2 separate regions of the Mus musculus genome follow, and region 2 is linked to region 1. A link is a loop called in an ENCODE intact Hi-C map of the cell type or tissue named here. Cell type or tissue: left cerebral cortex. All regions are shown on one strand. Links, peaks and the distances in the headings refer to the core of each region. The heading gives the core; the rest is flanking DNA. Region 1 overlaps Elavl2 (ELAV like RNA binding protein 1). Region 2 holds the start of Elavl2 (ELAV like RNA binding protein 1).

What was found. A loop is a pair of places that touch in the nucleus more often than their neighbours do. Peaks named below come from ENCODE experiments on the same cell type or tissue, not always from the same donor. Only the 100,000 strongest peaks of a DNase experiment are listed, where the experiment ranks them.
Region 2: a loop joins it to region 1, with 2.4 times the contacts of the local background. A loop is called at or near these places in 2 of 42 quality-filtered maps.

The regions. Positions count from the first base shown.
Region 1 is chr4:91,257,655-91,267,782 of GRCm38, reverse strand. It overlaps Elavl2 (ELAV like RNA binding protein 1), which reads left to right. Exons shown (of 8, transcript NM_001347149.2): 5 at 3,638-3,791; 6 at 6,797-7,022. Among named protein-coding and RNA genes, the nearest start is that of Mir6402, 110 kb to the left of the region's middle. In left cerebral cortex, for the core only: no CTCF peak of the experiment used is centred there; DNase peaks (open chromatin) are centred at 3,664, 3,937, 4,179, 4,736 and 1 more place; H3K27ac peaks cover 1,140 bases.
Region 2 is chr4:91,371,509-91,381,636 of GRCm38, reverse strand. Elavl2 (ELAV like RNA binding protein 1) reads left to right here and starts at 5,141. Exons shown (of 8, transcript NM_001347149.2): 1 at 5,141-5,701. It overlaps Mir6402 (microRNA 6402), which reads left to right and starts at 8,274; the gene lies at 8,274-8,353. In left cerebral cortex, for the core only: a CTCF peak has its summit at 4,959; DNase peaks (open chromatin) are centred at 6,021, 6,246, 6,601, 6,872 and 1 more place; H3K4me3 peaks cover 3,766 bases; H3K27ac peaks cover 2,929 bases.

The DNA.
Region 1 (10,128 bases), core at 924-8,923:
TGGAAATTCCCAGGGGTGGTGTTCTTTATTTCTATGGAATAGAATGTAATAAAACTTATTTTTATTATGATAAGCAGTTTCTACAGTTAATCTCAACTAGTGACCACTATTTTTAGGGAAAGCTACTTTGGAATACATTAATGCATGTGACATAAAAATAACTGGTTTAGTGACATCTTTTCTGCTATCTTTGCTTAGTTTGTATGTGTGCTTTAAGAAACAGGCTAGAGTTACTTAAAAATTCTGAACTCTTATATCAAGTGAACTGACCAGCTAGTTTCCATATTGTGATACTGTGAAAAAAAGCTGGACCAGGTGAGAAAGGCAGGGAGGCAGGGAGGTGAGTTGGTGAACCCAGACCTCAGCACTGGCTATGCTTCTCCTTACACATGGCATTTGCCTTATCTTTACCTCTTGTGTTGGCCACAATCTATTCTTCTATTTGTGTGCCCTGCCTGCCTTACAAGATAGTCAAAGGCACAGAACAAAACTCTATATGTCTTATAGCTGGTAAAAACCTAAGCCTGAATGTGACTTTATTGGTAAGCAGTATTTGTTACCAGTTCTTTACAGCATTATAGGAAACACCCTTTTAACATAACTAGGAGATAAAGAAATAATGTGAATGTAAGTTTGTGCATTATAAGCCTGGTATGGATGTTCAAACCTCTCAAACTAAGCATCCACAAGGCTGAGGCAGGAGGATTGCCTTAAGTCTGAGGCGAGCCTGAACTATATAGTGAGTCCCAGGCCAGCCTGAGCTAAAGAATGAAGTCCCATCTCAAAAGCCAAACCAAACAATGGGAAAAGCAAGCAAGCACACAAAAGAATGGATATTGAGGGGAGGGCTGCTGATCCCTGTATGCTTTCAGTTTTTACATAATCACTAAATATAAGCCCTTTATTCTAAATATACTTCAGGATAACTTAAAACACCTCACCCACACATGTCTGAACTGTACAAAGCAGTGAATGTCACTGCATGAGTAAATGACTCTGGAAAGCTGAGATGGACTTGGTTACTCTAAACTTGATTATATAGGTCTTTCTGGACATAGTCGGATGCACGTAGAGGTGAATAATATTTATAGCACGGCCACCCTAATTTTTAGACTCTTAAAAATGCTATGTACAGTAAAAAGTACTTATTTACTCCTAAAAACTACTTTTAAAAGGTAAAATTGTGTGGTTTATGTGGTATAATAGGATTAAGGACTTTGTCTCAAGTTAACAGGGTAATAAAGTGAACCTAGTTTTGAACCCAGGCTCACTGACTGGAGAATTGTCACCTTTCATCACTGTGACTCTCCCTGCCTTATGCTAAGCTAGAGCCTCCTGCCTGCCTCTCCTTGCTTTTCCACTCAATGAGAAGGCATAAATGCTTATGCTTGCCCTGTAGCCCATGGTGAGTGGCTCTCACAAAGAGAGCCCTTCAGTCACATAGTCTAGAGCAAAGTGACTGCTGACTGGCTCCCTGCTACAGGAATAAAACCATGAAATCCTCAATATGGAGTGGGCCAAGTGCCAGATTGTATAGCTTCCTTAGAAGATTGCAAATCAGCCTAGAAAAGAGCCTTGGTATTCATGTATTCTTACCACTGGATTCAAACATGCTTCCGAGTCCATGGTGCCATAGGTACAGAAGTCCCAAGGCTAGACTTTTGATTACTTGAAGTTTTCCTCCTCTTTTATTTTGTATTTATAAGTCTTCATTACAACGTAGCTAGGTATAGAGAGAAAAGAGTGTATGTGAATATTTTCTCTTTGCTACTGTCCCAGATTCCTTTATGGAGGACAGGACAGTGTAATGTGACTTTCAAATAAGCCCTTGGAACAGCATCTGTATTTCCAGCTGTTAGCGAGCAAACTGATTGAATAAAGACAGGAATATTATAAGCCCTGTTGGGGCAAGGGTAAAAGATACCAAGAACTTCATAAATTAATATAAAAAGCTGGCCAGGGTTTTCTTTTTGTTTTATTTCCTAGAAATATTATTTAAAAGTAATAAAGATCTATGGGTATAAAACAAAAAGAAAATGGTTAATGCTTTTTTAAAATTCTAGTTTTGATAAAAAGATTCTAAATTGTAGTAGTAAACCTGATTAAGGTTGGTTATTACTAGGTAATGTGACTAAGCTGAAGTAATCATAGTACTAGTCTAAGCAAGTCAATTCCAGAGTTGGACATTTTGGTTATTTATAATAAATAATGCAGAAGACAGGCTGGGTTACAAAATTTCTGTCCATGCAGTTGGCCAATCCTGAAGAGATCCTCTGTAAGCCAAAGAGAACATGTTTGGAAACCACATGGACCTACAGCTTTCTAAACAATGTTTATATGATATGGGTAAAGCAGGTATGAATTTCAGGTCTGATGAGATGATGGATTTCGTCACAATGCTCGGGTCCAGCTTGTTGTGGACTCATGTGGTCATTAACTAGATAAGATAGGCTTGGTTTATGACGTAGTTTTGCTTTGGCCACATTCTGGTCATTGTCTAAACACTGAGGATCCAGTGATGAGCAAGACTTGAATAGCGAGGATTATAAACTAATACAGATGTTTTGTCTACTGTCTTGTATAATTTGGGATTCTTTCATTAAAAGACTTCTTTAGATGTCAAAGAGACAGAAAGATTGTAGGAGCCTGAGAAGACAACTCCAAGGACACTTTTTTCCATGCACCACGGGGCTGATAACACGTACAACTCACAGATCACACACACTGCGGCAGCATGCACAAGATTCTTATGTGTTCAAGCTAGACAAAATCCTAACATGGAAAAAGGGGAATAAGCCCCAAGTCCCACCTCCAACCAAGAGCGACTTGCAATTGAAACTTGCTGTGAGCAGGAAAATCTTTTTTATACAATGGAGTGCCAGTGGGTATATGAAGCCCACTTCAGGGCAGGCTCGGGGATACTGGCTCACACAAAAAGGACTCTGTTTATATTTGTGAGCTTTTTTGTTTGTTTGCTGGATTTTGTTTTGTTTTAAGAGAAAGAACTTGAAGTTGGATGTGTAGGGAGAGGGGAAAGACTATGATGAAAATGCGTGTAATAAAAATTAAAAAAATAAAATTAAAGGAGATTTTTTTGAAAGAGCATAACTAGCAGATAAAGACAGCCAAACACTTGGTATAAAAAAGAAGGCTATGAAAACTTGTGGATGAGAAGAATATGGATTGTGAGTCCCTCCTGTGTGTAAATCTCCAAGAGTTCACCTGAGAGTGGTGTTGGCATCAGTGATATGAAGTCCTTCCCTGATAAGAGCTACACATTGTTATATGGATGCCACCATCTCCAGAGATGTAGAAAAAAAGTCTTAAATGTACCCGATGAGTTAAGAATATGTACACTTGGAATAATTGCTTGCAAATCTCTTGCCTTTTCGTTGCCACCCCTGAGGACAACTTACTTCCCTTGTCCGCGCTGTGTGCCACTGGTCTGGCTCGAGACCTCATGGGGACTGTAGGAACGGGTCTTTGGCATTCCTCCTTTTCTGAACCCTACCCTCAGCGAGCCAACAGCACACACTTGTCTTTAGACAGCGCTGGCTCTCTGCCCGCTGTGAAGCACTTGTGGAGGTTTCTGACAGGAGTGAGAGTACCAGTGTTCTTAACCTTATTCCCTTTTCAGGTTTCCTATGCTCGCCCAAGCTCAGCCTCAATCAGAGATGCAAACTTATACGTCAGCGGGCTTCCAAAAACCATGACCCAGAAGGAGCTGGAACAGCTGTTTTCACAGTATGGGCGCATCATTACTTCTCGGATTCTTGTCGACCAGGTCACTGGTAAGTAGCCAGTGGTTGTGGACAGTCTTGTGCTCCCTGACTGACGGGCGGATTGTGAAATATTCTGTCTCCTCACACAGCAGTCTTGCCTCTAGAACACATCAAAGGTATATGTGGGCCAGAAAATGCAATTTTCTGCTGGAATTGTTCATAAATATGCATGGACAGAAATAGATTGTGGAGTGGAGTGAGCGAGCTTGAGTCATTTCCACCCCGAAGGTGCAGGTTTGAAGCCCGTTTCATGGCTTGTAATAAATTTATAGATGCTATAATCTTCATTTTCAAGCCTCCATGTGAAAAAAACCCCTATCCCCCTTATAAACAATCTTATTTTTTGTGAAAAGCAAATTTGACTGCAGCAGCGGTATGCAGCTGGTTCTCTGAGCAAGGATGAGGTTGAATCCACTCTGGTAATTGCTGCGAAGGCAGTTTTCCCAGGCTCTGCTGTGCCATAGAGGCATACGTAAGAGGATGAGATTTTGAGTGGTAGCAATTTGTTTTATGCCTAATGTAACTTTTGACCAGATGAGAATATGATGTTCATTAGAACTTTGTACGCAAAGACCATTTCTGATAACAGTGTGAGCCAATGGATAGCTGGTGGTATGGATTGGATTACAGAGTTTTAAAATAACATACACATAGATTTTTTTTTCTATTATAAAAGCAATACTTGTCCTTTTGAGAACATTTTTAAACTGAAGAAACATGGAAGGGGGAGCAGAAAGTTACCTGGGGTGCCTTATTTCCAAGCTACCCATATTGCAATATTGTGTATTACAGTGTGTGAATTTTTCTTGTAAAGAAAGGAGCGGATTAACTCTAGAATAAAACCAGGCCACGTTTTTAATCTTCAAGTAGAGATGAGTTCCGTTGTTGTGAATTTGAGCAGAGCAGTGTAGGCTTTTCCATTCTGTGCTGTTAATTGCCTTCACAGGAAGTGCTTTTCATAGACTTCTGGCGAGAGAAGCAGCAGTGTGTACACTTCCTGGGAGAGTGGCCTGTAGACTGCGCTGCTGTGAGAAAGTCTGAGAGTGTATATGACTGCATTAGCTGCAGTAACGAGCCCGTAATCCTCCTGGTGCGGTCTGCACACTGGGGCAAAATAGAAACCCAAGCTTAACAAATCAAACAGAATTTATTCTAAGCAACAGAATTACCTCCTTGTTCATCGCATTAATTTTTTTAAAAAGAATTTGGTTCTTAATGAGAAATTGGTGGACTGAGAGTAAACTTTGTATGTAACATGGAAATCGTGTCTCTTCCTATTAATGATGGCAAAGGATGACTGAGCCTTCCTTTCAGAGAGCGAAGGATGGTGGGTGAACAGACAGTATTTCCTGAGTGGGGCCTATCAGCAGCCTGTTGGAACTTTGCTAGAACTACAAATTCTGGGGTCCTACACCAAATGTAGTCAATCCTGAGAATTGACATTTTACACCTCCCAGTCCCATAGCCCCACTTGTGTGGATGATATTTTTAAACCTATGCTTTCCTAATGGAGCAGCCAAGAATTTTAGTATTTTACTTTCCTTTGCTCTGTGTGTTCATGTTTTGTTTTGCCCCCCACCCCTGCCTTCTTTTTCTTTTTTTTTTTCTTTTTTTTCCCTTCTTCTTCTTCTTCTTCTTTTTTTTTTTTTTTTTTTTAAATTCAAGATCTCACTCCATGACCAAGCTACCAGGTTGGCATCTCACACTTGAAGCAAACTTCTTCAGCCTGCTGAGAGATGGAAATATGCTAGCTGGAATGTGTGTTCTCAATAGGAGCCCATAGAGAGATGAAAGGGGAAGAATGTATTTGTAGTCACTTCTTTATACGTACAACTTTCATGAAAAACACACCCTTTTCCTGAAGTGGAATAAGAAGCTCAGCAGCTCTGGCGTTGAGCCTTCAGGTGTTGGCCGTGTATGGTGTGTGTATCTTACATAGAAAAGATGAAGTAACAGCATATCAGATAAAACATGCCTCGAGACAATGCCTTATCTACCCTGGAAAAGTCTGAGCCTTATCCGGGTTCAATTGTAAAGCAGACAGACCCCCCCCCTTTTTTTTGAGAGGGTGCTCTAAATCACGATGGTATAGGTTTCCTCAACAGCCCCTCATAACTTCATTGGCCCACTCTGAATTATCTATACTTTCCTATGTACTAGGCTAAAATGTGGTCCTGTGAGGGCCTGGTTGGTTGCCAAGAAGGCGTTTCTCCAAGGCTGCCTACCTTGTGTTGACCAACTGTGATCTGCTCACCTGCCTGTGCCCGTTACATGCTGCTATTCCAAATTGTAAACCCAGAAAGGCCTTGTTCATGCCCTGTCTTGCCGCCGCTGTTATCAAAGAACAGTCAGGGAATGGCCTTCCAAGCTCAAGAGGAATGTTGGAGGCGCCAGAAGTCCACAGTTCTGCTGACTTAGCGTGTAGTCTATGCTGCATTACTTCTGTGAGATAGCGGAAGGGAAGAATAGAAGAGCTTCCCAGACCATGAAGATCCTCTTCAGATTCTGTTTTCTTGAGAGACCTTCATGTTTATATGATGACTATGACAAATGGCATTTCTTAGAATTTTAGTTTAGCAATATATGCTCTCTAGTGTTTTTAGCAAATACATATTTTTGTTCTTATTCCAAGGAAGGGGCTGCCTGTCTGATAGCATGATTGGAAAAGTACTTGGGCACCCAGTTAGTGTTACAGTGCACAGGAGGCAGGAGGGAATGTAGGGAAGAAAGCATGGGCTTATGTACTCTGTACTTTATTGGTTTCTTGACAAGCACACGGTAACCAGTGAGACCTCGCATTGAATAGGTTATTTGGTACATTTTTAAAAGGTGGAAGATTGAGGTTCTGAGTTGAATTACTAAGGTAAAATTTTCTTCCTGATGTGTTTTTTTGTGGCAAATGTTGTTTTTGGGTGAAAAGATGTTAATGAGAAGGAAAAATTAATTTATCCTTTCTTCTCTTCTTCCCCTTTCCTGCTCCCTCTTTCCCAAATCTTTACTTAAATCTACCTTAGGCATATCAAGGGGTGTAGGGTTTATTCGATTTGACAAGCGGATTGAGGCAGAAGAAGCTATCAAAGGCCTAAATGGCCAGAAACCTCCTGGTGCCACAGAGCCAATCACTGTAAAGTTTGCTAATAATCCAAGCCAAAAAACCAATCAGGCCATCCTTTCCCAGCTGTACCAGTCTCCAAACAGAAGGTACCCAGGACCGCTAGCTCAGCAGGCACAGCGTTTTAGGTAAGTCTGGTCTAGTTCTTGTGCCCAGCTACTAAACTGGAGGAGAATGTGCAGGTTGACTGTCAAGTAATTGTATCAATAAGATCTCTGCTTTGAGTTTGTCTTTACTATTGTTTTCTTTCTTTTCTTTTTTTCTTCTGTTTCTTTTTCTTTAATGGGCACAGAGAAAACATACTTGGGGAAAGAGCAACTTTTGCTGTTACCAGGGTGAGGACAATTAACTATAAGGGCAGTTCTCCTCCAGGAGTGACTCTGCCTCCAAGAGACATTTGGCCAAATGTAGAGTCATTTGTGATGGCATAATTTGGGTGGAGATGTGACTCACATCTAGTGGGTAGAGTCCAGGGATGCTGTTCAGTATCCTGAGGCATACAGGGAACCCTGCAGCCACAGGTTACTGGGCCCAAAGCACACTTTGAGAAAAACCAGGCCTGCAGACTGCGGTCTAATGTGCTGTTTTCTTTTTGTTACTCTTTTCTTGCAAAGAATTTATTTTTGTGTTTGAGCTGTCAAGTAGAGCTCTTTCAGTTAGCTGTGCTTTATAATATAGACATTGTTAAAGATACATGACGATAAGAATGCTATACGTTATTTCAAGTGCAGCCCTCTCTCCTTAGGTTGCATCTTACAGTTTAGAGGTTGACACACTTTAGCTGTAATGTTCAGAGAGGAAATCTATTAACATTTCTGGGTCATGGTTTTTGCAACTGTGTCTCCTCTTCCTCCCTTCCCTTCTCCTTACCATCTCCCCCTCTTTCCTTCTCCTCCTCCTTTCTTTTCAGCACTTTAAAAATTTAGAAGTCATTAGCTTCTGTGTCATACAGAAAGTAGTGTTAGTCTGAATTCTGCCTCTGGGTGTTAATTCACTGATGCATTTACCCAAACCCAAAGAAGTCACTGTGTTACTAATGGGAATAAATAACCCAAATTCTCAAGTTATCTAGTTGCTGAATAAACAAGCAGACCAGGAGGCATTCAGAGCATACATACTTTGTGTGGGAAAAAAAAAGAGTGACTTGAGATTCAGTTAGGAACAGTGAATGTCTGGTTTTATGAATGAATCACCCAGTTTTTATTTACCACTCAGCCACATGGTATCATATAGCTGTATTGTATCTAAGTCCTAAGCTAATTTTTTATAAGTACATGCAAATATATATTCTTTCCTTTCTAAGACTGATAGTTAACATTCAATCATAAACTTAGTAAGATAGAGGAATTAATTAGCTTACATGTTTTCTAGCTTGGTCACATACATTTTTCCCATTGGTATAATAGAGTATAGAAAAGAGAAGAAATTTTTAAAAACCAACTTAAAATATCTCCTCCTAGAAGCAGTTAAGTATGTGACTTAGGTGTGGAAAGAAATTTCTGTTAATGCCTGGCTGAATACCTACCTAAGCTGGCCTTTGAGAGAACAATGCCATTGTTAAAGGCAGGATTGAAGATGGATGGCCAGCTCCCTGGTCCATTGAGTTCATTTGCTGTAATTGTAGGAGAAAAAGAAAAAAAAAAAAAACATTGAGGAAAACAAAATGTATATCACCTTTGGCCTTGGTGACAAGTAGTGGCAACTGAGTAAGAGGCAAGGGCTCTGAGCAACTTGGTTATTTCCTTCCGCAGAGAGAACTCTGAGCGCCTCTTTCCAGTGCTGCATGCATGCCCTCGCTCTGACGCCTTTCTAACTTTATTCACTTGTTGCTGTTTCTGAATATGGTACAGTTCAAGCCGGGTGACTTTGAGCTGTGTTTCCTAGTCATTCTGCCCAGTTAGCTTTAGTTGGCTGTTAGGAGAAAGCTATACTGCCATGCATTGTTGCTTTGTGATTTCGATTAAAGCTGTAGTGTTATTTGCTGGTTGCTATTTATTAGAGAAGTGCTCCTAGATTCTCAAGACTATGTCCAAGGACCCACAGACAGCAGTAAGAGTCCTGGTCTCTGGGCAGCGTGTGCTGGATGTTGAGTACCACAGCATTCTCACTCAATCTTCCTTTCCCCCTTACACACCCATGCCTTTTATTTTTGATGAGTTAAAGTTTTCCAAAGTTGTCACTACAATTAAATTTAAAGCCTTTATCTTTTGTCCATCCCATATTACAAAAAAAATTAATTTTATCATTACTTATGAGATTATTTGGCTCTTAAAGGAAAAAACCAAACCTTTCTACAGGAAGGGAGTAAGGAACATTAGTTGAAAGGAAACCCCAGCATTAGTAAGTGAGGAAGACTAGTGTGTGTAGAGGTTTGATCTTGGAGTCCCAGCTACTCTAGAGGCTGAGACAGGAAGATCAGTCAGAGTCCCTGCCTGATTGTGAAGTGCTCTTCTTATTGTACTACATTTGACATCAGGTAGCCCCAAGATGTAGCTGTTACCAGCTTGCCCAGTGAGGGCAAAATGAAGCAATGAGGTACCCAGGATGGACGATTTTTCTTTCCTAGGATTCGCCTCACTGCTCATCCCCACCCCTGCTTTGTCTAAGTGGTAAAATGTGTGTTACTGTGTGCAAGGGAATGTGTTTAATCTACACTAGGAATGAGAGAAATGAGTCAATTTCTACAGTGCAAATATATCTTAATGTGTGACTGGTGCTTTTTAAAAGTATCTTTAATTTGGCAGTCATTACCTTGCTTTTCTTCTTTTATTGAATAAAAGTTGATCTTTGAGTTTATAAGACACTTGAGGTTAAGGACTTGAAAGTTTTGTTGGCATCTTGCTCTTTTCTGTAGTTGAGATGTTAATTCCTCAACAGTTATTTCTTCATAGTATTTATGTTTTAGTGCCTTCGCTTTGAGTTTGCCACTTCCCAGCATGAATTTTAGAATGTTCACTGTGTTGTTTTAATGTTATGGTGGTACCTTGGCAGCTGAGAAAGACAGAAGAATACAAGTTATAATAACGATGAAAGGACTTTCAGAATTCATGAAGATTAAAAAATAAAATAAAATTTCATGTAATAAGGATTAACTTTAAAAGTGAGCTTATGAGGTTTATGGCTCAATCTGTATTGATAATTAGAATTATTTAAATATGAACACTGCTAATCTGATGGTCTAGTTGAAGTGTTTATAGTATACAAAATAAGGCAGAATATTTATTTGAATCAATG
Region 2 (10,128 bases), core at 642-8,641, 110 kb before region 1:
ACGGTATAAAGAAAAAAGAAAAAAAAAAAAAAGCAAGCCACAATATCCCACTCTAGGCGCCCCCTCTCTGCCTGCCGAAAGCATTTTAATGTCAGTTTGCCTTCGGAGTCTACCAGCAGCCGGCTGCCTCTGCCACCTGAATTTCAATTTCTTAATTCACAGCCCAGATGAAACAGAATGGAGCAGGATCCGGGCTGCCCTCTACATTGGGCTGGGCTTATCAAGCGTGAAGTTTGGCGCTTTGCAAACCTATTCAAGCGATTATCTGTTGAGGACCTCTCCAGCCATCTCCATCTCTGCAGCAGGCTGATAAGACAGCTGTTTCACTAGCCTTGGTCTCTCCGGGCCTCAGTCTTCAGATACAACCCCCGCCTTTGTCACTGTGCCCCGGTGCTGTCGCTTGCTCTGTGGGGCAAGGGTTGATCTGAACACACGTGGGGGGAAAATGTGAGTGTGTGTGAGAGAGAAGGAGAGGAAAGAAAAAAAGGAGGGAGTGGGAAGAGGGTGGGGGTTGGAGACCTGAGGGAGCTGGGGGGCAGGGCCCTCGCCGGGCACAGTTGATGGCTGTGATTGACTGGTTGGTCAGCCCGGCTTTATTATTTCAAATTAGATGTGGATCGCACACAAGTGGAAACATAAATCTTCAATATAAGAAAGAGCCTCTGAGCATCGGAGGCAGAGCAACCGTTTCTTCCCAGGTCCGGGTAAAGGGGCGGGTGAAAAGACTGATTGCTACCATCTGAGACAGATGGTTTCCTTTAACTTTGGAAACTGCTATTTTTAATTACTTGTATTAATTTTGCATGAGCTGTATCGGCTGCAGGAGGAAGCTTAGGGAAGGCTGTTAGCATCACTGAAAGAAACGGACACCAGGCTCTGATTTGCCCTGTATCACCTCTAGTTTCTCTCTCTCTCTCTCTCTCTCTCTCTCTCTCTCTCTCTCTCTCTCTCTCTCTCTCTCTCTCTCTCTTTTACCCTCGCCTGTTTACGTGGATGTTCCCCTTCCCGCTACCAGAGACGCGAGTTTATCTTCCTAAAAGTTCCAACAGAGTGAACGACGGAAGAAAATCTGAGGATTTTCGTGGGAGCGTTTCCGTAAATGATCTTTGATCGCAGGCTGAAACACAGAGGGGCACGTGCGACAGATCTTGGTCTGAAACCCGCAGCAAGGGGCTTAAAGGAGAATGTGACTCATACAAGAATTTTTCCTGGCAGAGGGAGACAAGTTGGGGGGGGGGTGTCACAATGTAGAGTCATCTCCCAAGATTTACTGGAAAAAATATGAAATAATTCACAATTCACATATCTCTTCAGGTAAATCAGAAACCCGAGGAGTTCCCCTTGAGTATATTGTATTTTGCAGCCTTTCCCTTTGTAGATGAATTTTAAGTTGAGAAAAGGCTGTGGTCTTGCTTTCTGCTTCACTAAACACTGTTCCTGCTCCAGCGTTTGCAATATAAAGGGTCCTTTGCAACACAGTCTTGGGGTAGTACTCAAGGGCGAAAGACATTGCCAGGGAGAGAAAACATCCCAGAAAAGAACTAAGGTAGTCAAGGATGAGTTCTTGCTTCTATTCCCACTGGAAAATTTCAAGATGAAAAACTCTGAGGTAGGCTTGCCAGACTTTTCCAAGATTACTGGGATTTGCATTTATTTTGCAAGAACACCTTGATGAAAGGGTTGCTCCTCCAGGCAGTGGGGGAAGGGAGTGGAGTAGAGGAAGAGGACACACATCCAGGCTCAAACTCTGGGGCTTGTCACAATGGCCGGGCTATAACAAAAGGAAGCTTAATTCCAAACAAACCTGTTTCGATGGAGGACAGAGTCTGCCTCAAATCCGTGGTGTAAAAGCTTTCACCAACGAGCTTGAAACCGAGTCTCAACGGGAGGAACAGAAAATACGTCGCCAATCTTGCTCTGCAAACTTTACTCTGTCCGCTAGGCTGGTCTCTGTCCATGGTACTAATTTCTGACTCAACTAATTCCTGACTCATTCTTCTGTGTGCTCTCAGGACCTAAACTCTCAGAAGTGTCCAATATATCCATAACTTTTTCTGTTTTTCAAGCTGTAAAAAGAAAGCTTATATACTCCTTTCAGAAGGGAAAGTAAAGAAGGTAGTGGGCAGGTTATATAATATCAACACCTCGTATGCAGGATTTAAATCGTATATTTCCAATATGATGAACACAAAATCTCCCCAAAGCTAAACAATCAGAAAAATAGCATTTCAATTCCCTTAAAAGGAACACTATTTAAAATTTCCAAGCCAATTTAAATAGTAATTCACACATATCTGAGCTACCTTATTCACTATTTTTAAAAAAAAGTTATGAGTAGTTTGCAGAGACTTTAATTATGGTCAAGTCACCCCTTCTCCTCCTGTAGAAGGGCTTGTATAAGGGAGTTATTTATCTTAACAACACTGTCCACAATGCCTTTAAGTATTCCTGGGAGGGACATGTTCTTTTATGAGTAAACTTCAGTAATATAGCCAATTGAAGTCTTTAAATCTCAGCTTTGAAAAGCACTACTTTGCAATTTTATCAACACTCAACTTTTCTCCATGCTTTTGGGAGCTCCCCAAACTCTCGCCCCTTTCTGTCTCAAGTCAAAATACTGCTGAGGTTTCAAGAGAATGTCAGACCTAACATGACTTAATCAGAATTTGAATGATCATGAAAAGACTGTTTATCTAATGCAAGTTTAGGTGCTGAGGATAATTCTTTTTCTTAACTATGAATCAAGAGGTGTTGATTAAAATTTGTGCTTAATTTAGGTGGGATGTTTGCACATAGCCTTCATTAATCGCTAGAAGCACAGTGCACCTTAATGTTTCGAGTTTGGCGTATGAAATTCACAGTGAGATCTGCATCCATATATCACTTGCCATTTTATTTTTAAAAGTCAGAAAAGCAAATGTTGCTTATCTATTTAAAGGTTTTTAAAAGTTAACATCTGTATTATTTAAGGAGTAAGCCACCATTTAAAGATATTTTCAGCTTCCCAGGTAATCTGTGCTATCTACAAAGAAAAGACAACATGTTGAATATAGCAATGTTTTGAAAATATTTCCTCTTCTGCCAAACTGAGACAAAGCATCTATACCGAATGTACAGAATTAAGGAATTTTTGCATTCGAATGAACAGCTTTATTACTTTCCATGTAATGTCTTTATTAGTTTCCACCCATAAAAAGGTACTTGTGCCTTTACCAATGTAAGAATCCCCTTCAAACTGCTACTATTTTATGAATGTATGGAACTAATGCAATATCAGGGTGTGAACATGATCACAAGGAGAAAATATGGTTCATCTCATGCATAAATGAATAAATCAAACAGTAGTGTAGTTTTGTCATTTTTTTCCATGCAGAGGTGGTAGGTGAGAGGAATTGAAGGTATTTGACAAGAAACCCAGTCTGCTGTTATTCATATTTCTATTGTAAACAGGGATGCAGGCTTTCTTATATTTTGGTCTCCTGGCTTCTTTTCTTCAAGCTGCTGTTTTTTCCCTTAATTTGTCTGTAGTTTCACTGGAGACTAGTTAATAGTTTTAAGTTGAAATTAAGCCCCAAGGAGCTATTGTTATATAAAAAGTAGGAGGTGGGAGCTCCAAAATGATAATTCTAAATGGTAATTATACACATAGATTCAGGCCCACTTTTCCTACCCTAGTTGTTGTTATGCAAAATAATATAACTTAGATACTGTTACACAGGTTAAACGGGGGATAAACAGGTCCCCAGTTCTTTACATTAATCATTTATCAAACTCAAGGACGCGCTCAAGGAACACCAATTTCCTTTCCACTTCTAAGTCACTTGCTCTCAGACCATCTTTCTCTTTCCCTCTGACATTCCATCTTCCTGCAATGTTTAATTTCTACCGTTGCCTTTGCTCTCTTACATTATCAAGGACAGTGACTAGTAGCAAATAAACATAGTAGTAAAATAATTTTTGAGAGAAGAGAGATTATGTAAGAAATATATGTACTGTTTAGGAAGTTGAGGCTATCTGTCAAAACTGAAAAATTCCTTGGGAATGAACTAAGTTAGGTGGATATTGTTTCTCATTGTAAATACATCTAGGTAAATTTAGTAATCTCACTTTCACTTAACGGAAGAAATAAGTATGAATAAACCTGCACTTCAGCCTCTTGAATATTACTCAAACATGAGGTTGGAATAAAGAAATCTTCATCTATAAAGCAAAGACATAGACAGCACTTGGTCTACTGATCAAACTTTTGAATTCTCAAAAGAACCTGGTAAAGGCTGAACTATCTTTACTGTCAGCAATCCTTGTGAGGTTCAAGATCTGTATTGCCAGCAAATGCAAAGGAGTGGCTTGTTTTAATTTTATATGTAGCTGCTCTTTTTACCTCCAACTGAAGGACCTTATTTCAATTCATTACCTGTTTTTTTGTTTTTGTTAAGTACGATGTTTTTGCTACCCCCTTTTAACCCTGACATACATTGAAAGCTAGTTCAAACTGTACAGATTCAGTTGAAACCATTTCTATTTCATTCTTATTCTAAAAGGAGAGAGAGAGAGAGAGAGAGAGAGAGAGAGAGAGAAAGAGAGAGAAAGAGGTGGACATATTAAAATAGAGAAACATACACACAGTTACCCAATATCTAATACAGATGTAAAGATTACTGGAACACAAACCAAAAAAGGCATGCGGACAAGTAATGGGTGTACGTTCAAATCCCTCTCAAATCAAAGAGAGGCGCTCTCGATGACTCATACATACCGGACAGTTTACTATTACAAAGAAACATGCCAAAGATGCAGCCGTGAGGGCAAATAAAACGAATCTTTTGGAAGCAGAAAGACTTAAGAGGAAAATAGATGGTGCAATATCGCAAACTCTCATAGTACAGTTCCCTCCCACGTTGCTCTCTCTCTCTCTCTCCCATCTCTTTTTGCTTCTTGCATTTCCCTTCGCCGCCAGTGTTAAGTGTGTACCTCCCGGCACAACTTACCTTGAAACGGGACTCCATTGAGCTCTCAAGAGTGACATAAGTCCCTAGCCAATCACCTAGCAGAGCTTCGCCTGGGCGGCCTCAATAGAAGCGTCTCGCCCAATCAGAAACCTGGGGCGATGAGCATGTTGCGTTGTGGCGCAACTCGGCGTATACTTCCGCGCGTGCTGCCCGGGATAGGACTCTGGCAGAGCAGCTGCACACACGGCAGTGCGGAGGCAGAGAAGGGGTTGGTGATACGGTGCTATAAATCTGTGGTCCAGTCCACCTCCCTTTTAAGACGTCCTCCCCCCTTATTTCTGTTCTCACTTAGAGATGCAGCAGCTTACTCCTGTAGCGACCTACTAAAAAGCAACACGGAGAAAGACATCGTCTTTTTGAAAAAACGTTCTTTCGTCTCTTTTCTTTGTTCCTTGGTTTGTTTTTCTTGCACCTTTTTGTTTAGTTGAACGGCAATAGGAGTAGTCTCTCCGTCTTTTTAAACTCTCTTTTTTAAGTTTCCCCTCCCCTTTCATATTTTTTTTCATCATTTCTTTTAGCATTGGACTTTGGGGTCGAAAGCATTTCTTTTTATTTGCTTCTTTTAAGCCGAGCACAGTTTAGGTTTCGTGCTGTCTTAAGAGAACTATCCAGCAGCTTCTTGCTCATCCTTATTGGGAGAAGTGCACCGTTACTTTAAAAATACACATACACAAAAACCTTAAGGGAGAAAGGTAAGTTTCGGTTTGGTTTCTTTAATCATTAGTTGCAGCGATGCGCTGGCAAACCCAGAAAACCTGTAAGTGAGCGGAATACAGAATGTGAAGTTAATTGCACATGTTTGCCTCATTTCAAAGCGACTGCTTTGCTTTTTTTTATTTTTATTTTTATTTTTTTTATTCTTGAGAGCCAGACTAGAAGACAGTGGACGCATGCTTAACGTACTGAATATTCGAAAATGTCACTTGATAGAAACTTAAGTGGTAAATGTGGTCAAGATCCAGCAGGCTACAATGGGAGGCTACATGTTCAGTGAGCTTCGGGGTTGAGGTTGGAAGTTCATTTCGTGGGAAGAGAGGGATAACTTGAATGTTGGAGGGGAATGCATGCCTCTACTTTCGCAAAGGAATCGGAGGACTGGGGAAATCAGAAGCCCTGGACTTACTTGCAGATTAGACCAGTGGGGAAAATCCTCAGCTTAATTGCATTAACTAGATAGCGTGTGCCGGGGAGATGGGATTGCCAGATGGAATTTAGATGCTGCACCAGGCAGCGAGTTGTAGTTGCCTGGAAAAAGTACATACAGCCTAAGGGCTGGGGCTGGGCTGGGGCTGGGGTAAGGTTAGAAGCTGTCAAAACTCATCATTGCCAGAATTGAGGACTCTGATTCACGGATTCCAATGATTGTAATTCAGATTTTAAAGAAGACTGCCAATTTGGGGCCGAATCTTTGAGCCTATACCGGATATGAGATTCCCTTTGTTCAGAAAAGCGTAAATAAGATCCTTGGAGCCGTGAGTGTGAAGTGGCAGCTGCTTGGGAGCCTCGCGGTGCTGGGCGCTGGGCAGTGGATTCCAAGCCCTGTCCTTGGTCCTACGCAGCGGAGCCCGCCTTCCGGGAAAGGGAGACTCACTGGCAGCCGCGAGGCATCGCAGCTACCCAGGGAGCTGAGTCGGCTGTATAGCCCTCAGCCCCTCCTCGCAGCTCCCCTTCCTCGAGTAGCTATTGTTAAAACTGACGCCAGGAGAAAGATGGTTGGGGACGAGACTCTGGGCAGACAGGCACACGCTTCATTTTAACTTTTGTGATTTCTCCGGGTGCAGGGGAAAACAGCCGGCTTTCTACTGCGAAAGAGCGAATCCGGGTAGACGTGGGAAAGGGGGAGGATGCTCGCCGGGCGGCGAGGGCGGGGGAGGTGGTGGCGGACCGAGGTGCTGGCTTTGCCTCGGAGAAGTTTAAATTATCGGCACGAGGGGGTGTGGGCGAATGTGTGCGTGCGAGCGCCGAGTGGTGCTCGAGACGCAAAGTATGGGGGCAAGCTACAAAGCTGGCCCGGGTTGTTCATCTCTCGCAGCTCCCTACCCCACCCACAGGCTGGTTCCAAAAGCTAGCGCTCTGCCACCCCCCCCCTTCCCCGACTCTGCCTAGGGCGTGTGTATGGGGGGGGGGGGGAGTAGGGATGGCAAGGTGGCAGTGCCCACCCTGTACCTCTGTGGCAGACAGGACTTCTCGTGGCCATTGTTGCTTAATTTATGCCCAGCACGTTGCTACGTGCCCACCTATTTCACGTCTATAAAGAATTAATAGGAAGGCTGTACAACTGTGGCAGATTGGAGGGTGGATGCGTTCCCCATTTTCCATTTTCAGGTATCTGTTACCAAAACAGACGTGGAGATTGGTTATCTTCTCTACCTCCTAACTACAGCTCCAGGTCTGCCTTTATTGTGGTGAGGGTGAGAAAAATAATCAGCCATTTAGTGTTTACGCTAACGCTGATGGACAGAGATGAATGTCCGAGCACTTCGTCCCTTAAATGGACGGGTTCTGCCCCTTCCCCCACTCATGTACACACATTCTATTTGGCTAAGATTCTAAACCTGCAACATTTCTCCACGACCTTATTTATTAGAGCTATTCCTAAGATAGTGGGGTAGGACGTGCGTATGTTTTATTTTTCTGGGCCTACTATTAATTGCAACCTAAAAAGATAGGCTTAAAATGAAGGAGAATTGGAGGGGTTACAAGGTAGACAATAGTGACCCAACAGCTTATCTTCCTAAATGATAATCCCTTTCTAAAGGTCAGGAGAGGGAGCTTGTGTTTTGTGGGGAAAGGAAGGTCAGGGATGTTTGATAATCCTCGTAAAATGGCTTCTTAAATGGGACATCTGAGAGATTTGTCAAAACTGAGCAAACAAGTCTGTGAAAAAGAAAAATGTTGAATGTTTCAAAGTCATCATTTAAGAGTTTAATTAAAAAGCAGTTTCCCCCAGTTATCTCTGCCATTCCATGAACCTATCTTAACAGACCCTTGAAGTCCCCCCCCCCCCATCTTTTAACCACGGGCTTGGGCATTCCTTTTATAGAGCTAACCCGTTTGCAGTTCTGTGGGAGAACGAAGATTGTAGACCGATGTGCTTTAGCCTACTTGGAAAGTATCTGTTGAGAGAGGTCTAACTTCAAGCAGACATCTTCAGAAAGTAAAGTGAAGGGCATTGGAAGGGTTTCAGGTGTAGATTAACAAATTGGGTAGGCCCATTTCTCTCCAACACTTCAAAACTGGTATTCTTAGCAATAATGCATGCCTGGGATGGGAATATTATAACTGTTTAGAGGGAGGTCAAAGAGGCACAGGCGCTCTCTGAGCAGTTTTCCCAGGAACCCGCACAAAGTCAGTTAAGGTCATTTAATTCCAAGTCTGATTTGAGGTGACACAGAAATGCTGGTGTTGAATCAATTAGCTATTTCTGGTGTCCCTAACCAGGGTCTCCCAAACTGAGGATGGCCTGTCTCCATTTTGACCATAATTGTTTTCCCTAATTTACTATGCCTGATTTCACTTCCCACTAGAGGGTAAATTTGCACCCCCCTTCATCCCTGGGATAGAGGAGTCCTCCCTCCCCGCCCGTCGCGTGGGGGCGGGGATCTCTGGGCGCCCTTAGCGAACCTTGCTGCATCAAACCCGCATCATGTCCTTGAAGCTGTAACCTCCATCACGTTCTTGCGGCGACTCGATCGCCCACTGTTCAGTTCTTTCCTCCTGCCTCCTGCAATTTCAGGTAGGTATGTCAGGTGATGTTTTTAAATGTAGTTTTCTAGAGGGAAGGGTTAAAACCAAAACCTTTTCATTAATAGAAAAAAAAAAAAAAAACCCTGTACGACAGGTGCTCTGGTAATTAAGCCGCCAAGCAGGTGTAAAAAAACGTGTGCGGCTCTGTCTCCAGATCTTGGGTCTGGGTCCAGAGCAGGCGCAGGTTTTTTTGGGTAAAAGAGATTTATCTGAGTGAGGGAGCAGGTTGGGGATGGTCAGCACTCGGACGCCCCCTCGGAGCAGGGCCTGTGCGGGGCTGGTGTGAGGGCACTGGGAGGATGTGGTTCAGGGCAGGTGCATGCAGGGTCGAGTGCAGGATTTCCTACTTCACATCTGAAGCAGGGTATAGCACCTCGCACAGGTACTCCGGGGCTTATTTAGCTCTCCCATTCTGTCTAGGGAGGTGGAAAGGCGCAGCGGGACTAAGCTTTTAGTTTTCCGTCGAGGGACAGACAGGACCTTTGGGCTTTGGGCGAGGGGAAAAAAGCCTTTACATTTTCTTGAAAAAACAGGTATTTTGTGTGCATATCTAGACTTACACTTGGCGCACGCATATATGTCCAAAGTGACCCCAGTTTGTGCCTGGGTCACTGGTCACTGCCCCAATCCCTCAGTATGCATGCAAACTTGCCCCGGCCGCCCCGGGAAGCCCAATGGAGGAGCCTGGAGGGAGCATGTGCCCCTGAGGGTGGCGGAGCTGGGCACTCGCGGGCCGGCGGGCGGCGTGGCGAGCACTCCTGGGCCCCGCCTCCTGGCGCGCTGCCAGGCAAGCCCCGCCTCCCCGCCCTGCTACAAACGGCGGGACCGCGGCGCCCCAGCGTCACTGAGGCAGCAGCCGGTCGGTAGGGCGGGGTTCCGTCGTGTTCCAGTCCGCCTTCCCGCCGCCGCCAGCGTGACTCCTCTGAGCGGTGCTGTCGGCCGGCGGCGCGAGCCGTGGGAGCTGCAGCCGAGCCGCAGCAGGCAAGTGTAGGGGGGCGTGGGTGGGGGTGGGGGCGGGGACGGCCGCCCCTCCGTGGGCTCCAGCCAGGACTCTGGGGCCGGGACTCGGTGTCCGCCGCAGCGCTAGGCAGCGTCCGGCTTGCCTCCACCCGAGCGCTGGTCGGGCACGCGACAACGCCACTGGCGGCAGTGGAGGTAGCGCCCGCGAAGTTCCTGCAGGGGACCGGGTACCCGGCACCGCCCCTCCTGTGGGCACGGGGCGGCAGGGGGCGGTGGGAACCGAGTGGGCCTGGGAGCGGAGCGGGGCCGGTGGCGCCAGCCGCGTGCACGGGCGTGGACGTACTCTGCACCGCGGCGTGTAGCGCCACCGGGAAACTGCGCCCAGACGCAGGTGAGTGCATTGGAGGGGGCG